Regions from separate parts of the Homo sapiens genome. Here region 1 is linked to region 2. Evidence: chromatin contacts called from ENCODE Hi-C or POLR2A ChIA-PET data. All regions are on one chromosome and are shown on one strand. The core of a region is the stretch at or near the end of the contact, and the rest is flanking DNA. Distances in the headings are between cores, read along the strand shown.

Region 1 (3,451 bases), core at 870-3,369, 1.5 Mb after region 2:
GCTCTGTCCCACAGGCTGCAGTGCAGTGGTGTGATCACAGCTCACTGCAGCCTCGACCTCCAGGGCTCAAGCGATCCTTCCTCCTCATCCTCTCAAGTAGCTGAGACTACAGGTGCACACCACCACACCAGGCTAATTAAAAACTTCTAGGCCAGGCGCGATGGCTCACGCCTGCAATCCCAGCACTTTGGGAGGCTGAGGCGGGTGGATCACGAGGTCAGGAGATCGAGACCATCCTGGCTAACATGGTGAAACCCCATCTCTATGAAAAATACAAAAAGTTAGCCAGGTGTGGTGGCGGGCGCCTGTAGTCCCAGCTGCTTAGGAGGCTGAGACAGGAGAATGGTGTGAACTCAGGAGGTGGAGCTTGCAGTGAGCCAAGATCACACCACTGCACTCCAGCCTGGGTGGCAGAGCAAGACTGTCTCAAAAAAAAAAAAAAAAAAAAAAAAAAAAAAAAAAAACCACATAGACTTGAACAAACGGGCAAATTCCTTGTTCTTTGATGGGATGACAACATCATAAAAATCCCATTCTTAATTCAGAAATGAAACATAATCCCAGTTACAACAGCACCAAAAGCTTTTTGTGGAGTTAATGCAGATTGACGCTGAAGTTCATGTGGGGGCACAGACGTCTGATGGTGCCCAAGAAACCCAGGAGACAAAACTGATGCTTCCCTGTGGACACTGCAGCATCCTCTAAAGCCGCTGTAATTAAGGTATGTGACACATGACCAGGAAGCAGACAGATGGACAAAAATGGAATATCTGGAAATAGACCTAGCAACATGGAAATTTAGTTAATAAAGTGGGTATTTCAGATCAGTGGGGCAAAAATGCAGTTTGTAATGAAAGGTGCTAGGACAACTGGTGAGCTGTCTGAACAAGATGGTTTTACATGTATAAATTACACCGTTCAGGTCGAGTGTGGCGGCTCACGCCTGTAATCCTAGCACTTTGGGAGGCCAAGGGGGGGCAGATCAGTTGAGATCAGGAGTTCGAGACCAGCCTGGCCAACATGGTGAAACCCCATCTCGGGCAGGCGCAGTGGCTCGCGCCTGTGATCCCAGCACTTTGGGAGGCCGAGGCAGGCGGATCACGAGGTCAGGAGATCGAGACCATCCTTGTTAACACAGTGAAACCCCGTCTCTACTAAAAATACAAAAAAATTAGCCGGGCGTGGTGGCGGGCGCCTGTAGTCCCAGCTACTCGGGAGGCTGAGCCAGGAGAATGGCGTGAACCCGGGAGGCGGAGCTTGCAGCGAGCCGAGATCGCGCCACTGCACTCCAGCCTGGGCAGCAGTGAGACTCCATCTCAAAAGAAAAGAAAAGAAAAGAAAAACCCCATCTGTACTAAAAATACGAAAGTTAGCCAGGCATGGTGGTGCGGGCCTGTAATCCCAGCTACTCAGGGGGCTGAGGCAGGAGAATTGGTTGAGCCCGGGAGGTGGAGCTTGCAGTGAGCCGAGATGGCGCCACTGCACTCCAGCCTGGGTGACAGAGCGAGACCCCGCCTTCCCCCCGCCCCCCAAAAAATTACACCGTTCACAGGAATAAGCTGCAAATGGATCAGGGATCTAAATGTGGACAAAACGTGCACACGTGGGTGATGTGAATGGTTTCGGGGCGATTGGGAAGAGGGCCTGGCCAGCAGGGGGCGGTAGCGCAGGCAGACCGGGTTCCGCGGTGCCTCGCCGGCTTCGGGGTGGGGGTCACCGCTCAGAAGGGGAGGAGAGCGAGGGACTTCCGGGGGGAAGGGAGGAGAGCGAGGGACTTCCGGGGGGAAGGGAGGAGAGCGAGGGACTTCCGGGGGGAAGGGAGGAGAGCGAGGGACTTCCGGGGGGAAGGGAGGAGAGCGAGGGACTTCCGGGGGGAAGGGAGGAGAGCGAGGGACTTCCGGGGGGAAGGGAGGAGAGCGAGGGACTTCCGGGGGGAAGGGAGGAGAGCGAGGGACTTCCGGGGGTAAGGGACTCGGTGAGGAACTCGGGGGATCGGAGAGGGGCTCGTGTGCTGGGCGACAGTGACACACTCAGCAGCCCGGCGGGAGCCGCGGTCGGTACCGTCTGAAGGGCAGCCGGGGCTGGGGGACCGACAGCTCTCAGGTGTCGGTTTTTCTGTGGCTAGCGGATGTTTGGCACCATTTCACAGGGCACACAGGGCAGACGGGACCTAGATGACGACAGATCTGCGTGTTTGGGCTCTGTTTGAAACAGACCTCAGCCAGAGTCTTGAAGAGCAGAACCCGGAGTGTTGAAGTCACAAGAGATCAACATCCCTACGGTGTGAAATCCTGAAAACGGCAAATCCCAAAGGACGAAACGCCCGAAAATGATGTCATCCTTTAAGTGTTTTCTTCTTTTTTCTTTTCTTTTTCTTTTCTTTTCTTTTTTTTTTTTTTTTTGAGTCAGGATCTCGCTCTGTCGCCCAGGCTGCAGTGCAGTGCCGCTATCGTGGCTCACTGCAGCCTCAGCCTCCTGGGCTCGAGTGGTCCTCCCACCAGAGCCTCCCACACTGCTGGGATTACAGGCACCAACCACCTTGCGCAGCTAGAGAGTAATTTTTAAACTTCTTTAAAAGACAGTTAGACTGGACATGGTGGCTCACGACGGGAATCCCAGCAATTTGGGAGCTCAAGCTGGGGGGATCGCTAGAGTCCAGGAGTTTGAGACCAGCCTGGGAAACAGGGAGACCGTGTCTCTACGAAAAAAAGTTTAAAAAATTAGCCGGATGTGGTGGCTCACGCCTGTGCTTCCAGGTATTCTGGAGGCTGAGGCAGGAGAATGGCGTGAACCCGGGAGGCGGAGCTTGCAGTGAGCTGAGATCGCCCCACTGCACTCCAGCCTGGGTGACAGAGCTAGACTCTGTCTCAAAAAAAAAAAAAAAAAAAATATATATATATATATATACACACACACACACGTATGTGTGTGTGTGTATATATACATATATATTTACTATATATTTATATATGTTATATATATAAATATAGATAGATGATCAGGAAAGACGTGAGAATGTCTTCAGTTGACACCTCAGGCTGAGCATCAGCACAGAGGCAGCCCACAACAACAAAAAACACAACAGTCAACAAAACCAAAACCCAGCAAACCCTGGGGAATGGGGAGAGTCTGACTTTCAGAGTTATATTATTAGATTCAAACGTCTAATTTTTTTTTTTTTGAGACGGAGTCTCGCTCTGTCGCCCAGGCTGGAGTGCAGTGGCGCGATCTCGGCTCCCTGCAAGCTCTGCCTCCCGGGTTCACGCCATTCTCCTGCCTCAGCCTCCCGAGTAGCTGGGACTACAGGCACCCGCCACCACGCCCGGCTAATTTTTTTTGTATTTTTAGAAGAGACGGGGTTTCACCGTGTTAGCCAGGATGGTCTCGATCTCCTGACCTTGTGATCTGCCCACCTTGGCCTCCCAAAGTGCTGGGATTACAGGCGTGAGCC
Region 2 (3,374 bases), core at 827-3,326:
ATAGGTAAGACCACAGACACAACTTGCCATGTTTGAGACACTAAAAGACACTGTGGCTGGAGTGAGCCCAGGGAGACAGCTGGAAAGACAGGCAGAGGCCAGGACTAAGTGAAGGTGCGAACCAGGTGACCTGATACATGAGTTCTGTGGGAGCAGAATTCCAAACTGTCCCCAATCCTTCCCCCAATAATTGCCAGGACTGTGAAAGAATGGGATACCACTCTTGTGATTAGGTTGTATTACAGACACAGCTGAATTTAAGAAAGAGATGATCCTCTGTGGGTCTAGCCTAATCAGACGCCCACTTATTTTAAAAGTTTGTTTTGAGGGTTCATTCAGATAACATACAAACCCCAGGCCTGACAGGCTCTCTCTCTTAAGGGAAGCTACTGTTACAATCACCTTAGTATTGGGTACTGGAGGGAGACATGGAGATGAGTAAAAATGACAGGTAACTGGCGGGGCAAGGTGGCTTACGGCTTGTAATCCCAGCACTTTGGGAGGCCGAGGCGAGCGCATCACCTGAGGTCAGGAGTCCCAGACCAGCCTGACCAAAACGGTGAAACCCGGTCTCTATTAAAAATACAAAATTAGCTGGGTGTGGTGGTGCATGCCTGTAATCTCAGCTACTTGGGAGGCTGAGGCAGGAGAACCACTTGAACCTGGGAGGCGGAGGTGCAGTGAGCTGAGATCGCACCATTGCACTCCACCCTGGGCAACAAGAGTGAAACTCCTTCAAAAAAAAAAAAAAAAAAAAAAAAAAAAAGCAGAAAGCAGCTAACAGCTGGTTACTGAGTGCTTACTTTCTGCCAAGCACCATTCTGAAGATACCACACAGATGAACTGACTTCCTGTGCCACAACCCTAGCCAGCAGGTCATGCCACTGCAGCCCAGCCTAGGTGACAGAGCAAGACTCTGTCAAAAAAAAAAAAAAAAAAAAGAAAGAGCCTAAGAGGAGTGTGAGGGAAAAGTCCAACTCCATTATTTAAGAGATGAGGACATGGAGAGATCAATGACTTAGGAAGAAAAGGGACAAAGGACTGTGGTCAAGAGCTCCTGATTCAGGACATCTGGTCACATCCCAGTTCCATACCACTTCATGGTTCACCTGTTGGTCTTCCTGTCAAATGGGAATACCAGTGCTACGGAACTGACCTGCTCGTGAGGAGTAAAGCCCAGGGAGCTGTGCCTGGCGCACGGCAGGCCATAAAACTGGCCCCGGTTAGGGAATCCATGAGCAGCAGCCGCAGAACACTCAACCCCAAGGTCAGGACGGATCCTCCTGCAGACCCCGGGCTGAGGACCAGAGGGAAGGAGACAACCGTGATGGCCGCCATCAGCTGCTACGGGATACCCCGTGGCTCCAGTGCCTTCTTCACTTAACCATCTGCTGCTCACTGCTCAGGGCTGCTGTGATGATTATTTGCCCTCTTTTGAAAGAAAAGTAAGGTTCAGAAAAGTTAAGAGTCTTACTCCCAGACCACACATCATGCAGAGGCAGCCCCCGGCTCAACCTCAGGTCTTCCTGTGCCAAACCCCTCCCTCTTCTCACCACCCAGCCTCCCTTCAGAGGGAGGGTGGAGGGAGAAGGGAGGAGGGGGAGGAAACGCAGAAAAACGCCCGTGACACCACACTAAGAAAAGCAAGCACGTTAAAGGGGGCAGCTCCGAGAAGCGGACAGACACACGTGGAGACTCAGGAGGGGGCGGGCCCCGTCTGGGCTGCCCGGACGCGGCGCCGGGGCAGTTCCTACGGCCTCCAGCTCTCCCGCAGGGCCGGCGCGGCTCCCACGGCCGACCCGTAACCCCGGGGGGCGCAGGGAGTCGGCCGAGGCTGCACGGCCGCGACGTCGGGCCGCTAAGCCCGGTCTGACCCGCTCACCTCCTCCTTCCGCGAGCGCTTAGACACCTTCTTCTCCATCTTGGCGGCCGTCTTCTCCGCGCCGCGGCCCTTCTTCTCCTTCTTGCCCTTCTTGCCCATCTTGCCGGGTCCCAAGCCGCGACGGGACACCAGGAAAGAAAACGGCCCGCGCTCTCCGCTCGGAAACAGGTGCTCGTGGGGCGGAGCTCGGCGCACAGAAATGGAGTCACTTCCGGCCCCGAGTTCGAGCCGCTTCCGGGTAGAGGTGCGGCTGGGCCCTTTACGAGGTTCGGTCTTGGAGCTCCGTCTTCGGCAGCGGGCTCGGGGGCCTCGGACTCTGCATAAGGCCCCGGAAAAGATGACCGGCCCCGGGCTGGGCGCGGTGGCTCATGCCTGTAACCCTGGAGCTTTGGGAGGCCTTGGCGGGCGGATCGCTTGAGTCCAGGAGTTCGAGATCAGCCTGGGCAACAAAGCGAGACACCACCCCCCACCCCCAGTCGCTACAGAAGAAAAAAAAAAAAATTAACCGGGCGTGGTGTCTCGCGCCCAGTGGTCCTAGCTCCTCGGGAAGGTGAGGCGGGAAGATCGCTTGAGTCAAGGAGTTCCAGGCAGCAATGCGCCCCTGCACCCCAACCTGGGCGACAGAGCGAGATCCTGTTTCAAAAAACAAAAAAGATGGCAGCCCCGGCCTGACATACCCCGGCCATGCTCGCCAATTCTCACGCCCTGTGCCCCCACCTAGCCTGTCCCCGTGTCCTAGGAGACGTGCCCTCTGAGTTTTATTTTTTATTTCTATTTTTTTGAGGCAGGGTCTTGCTCTGTCGCCCAGGCTGGAGTGCGGTAGCGCGATCTCGGCTCGCTGTAACCTCCGCCTCTGGAGTAGCTGGGACCACAGGAGCCCACCACGCCCGGCTCATTTTCTCTTGAGTTTTCCGGGGTGCACGTGCCCCCCGTTAAGGCACATTGCTTCGCCCTGGGTAGAACTAAGTGGGCGACTCTTGGGCTAGCCCCATTTTTTCCCCTCAGACCAAACAAATGAGTGCTTTTTTCCCAGAAAAAAAATTTCACACAGTTATAAGATTTTGCAGATCCTGAGTAAGACAGTCCCTGCCGGGCGCGGTGGCTCACGCCTGTAATCCCAGCACTTTGGGAGGCCGAGGTGAGTGGATCACGAGGTCAGGAGTTCGAGACCAGCCTAGCCAACATGGTGAAACCCCCGTCTCTACTAAAACTACAAAAATTAGCCAGGCGTGGTGGTGGGCACCTGTAATCCCAGCTACTTGGGAGGCTGAGGCAGGAGAATTGCTTGAACCCAGGGGGCAGAGGTTGCAATGAGCTGAGATCAAGCCACTTCACTCCAGCTTGGGCAAAAGAGCAAAATTCCATCTTAAAAAAAAAAAAAAATGGGGGGGCCCTTCCACCTTCCCATTTAAAATGTGCCAGACACTGTTAGGTACTAAGGGCATGTCCTCAAATGTCCTAACATGGAGGACTTTTGTTTCTTCATAGGTAG

What was found. A loop is a pair of places that touch in the nucleus more often than their neighbours do. ChIA-PET counts read pairs that join two places held with the same protein, here RNA polymerase II (POLR2A). Pooled maps may share reads with other maps.
Region 1: a map of ascending aorta shows a loop between it and region 2 (5-fold over the local background). The contact joins the enhancer-like site here to the promoter of KLHDC4 in region 2. A Hi-C loop is called at or near these places in 1 of 168 maps with a recorded cell type or tissue (ascending aorta) and 1 of 50 pooled maps. POLR2A ChIA-PET finds 5 or more read pairs at or near these places in 1 of 52 experiments (RWPE1).

Annotation. Positions count from the first base shown.
Region 1 is chr16:89,239,317-89,242,767 of GRCh38, forward strand. No RefSeq gene overlaps it. Among named protein-coding and RNA genes, the nearest start is that of ZNF778, 23 kb to the left of the region's middle. RefSeq lists a silencer at 1,712-1,801 and an enhancer at 2,309-2,825. Within about 2 kb of position 2,120, at least 41 of the 41 ENCODE cell types and tissues checked have a DNase peak (open chromatin) inside an H3K27ac peak, as active enhancers do; they include ascending aorta, where a contact is called at or near this core.
Region 2 is chr16:87,763,910-87,767,283 of GRCh38, forward strand. KLHDC4 (kelch domain containing 4) reads right to left here and starts at 2,077. Exons shown (of 12, transcript NM_017566.4): 1 at 1,883-2,077. The coding sequence starts at 1,981. LOC105371399 (a long non-coding RNA gene) reads left to right here and starts at 2,132. Exons shown (of 3, transcript XR_933871.3): 1 at 2,132-2,432. LOC102724467 (a long non-coding RNA gene) reads right to left here. Exons shown (of 4, transcript NR_120309.1): 4 at 2,422-2,515. RefSeq lists enhancers at 1,365-1,989, 1,973-2,032, 2,113-2,172.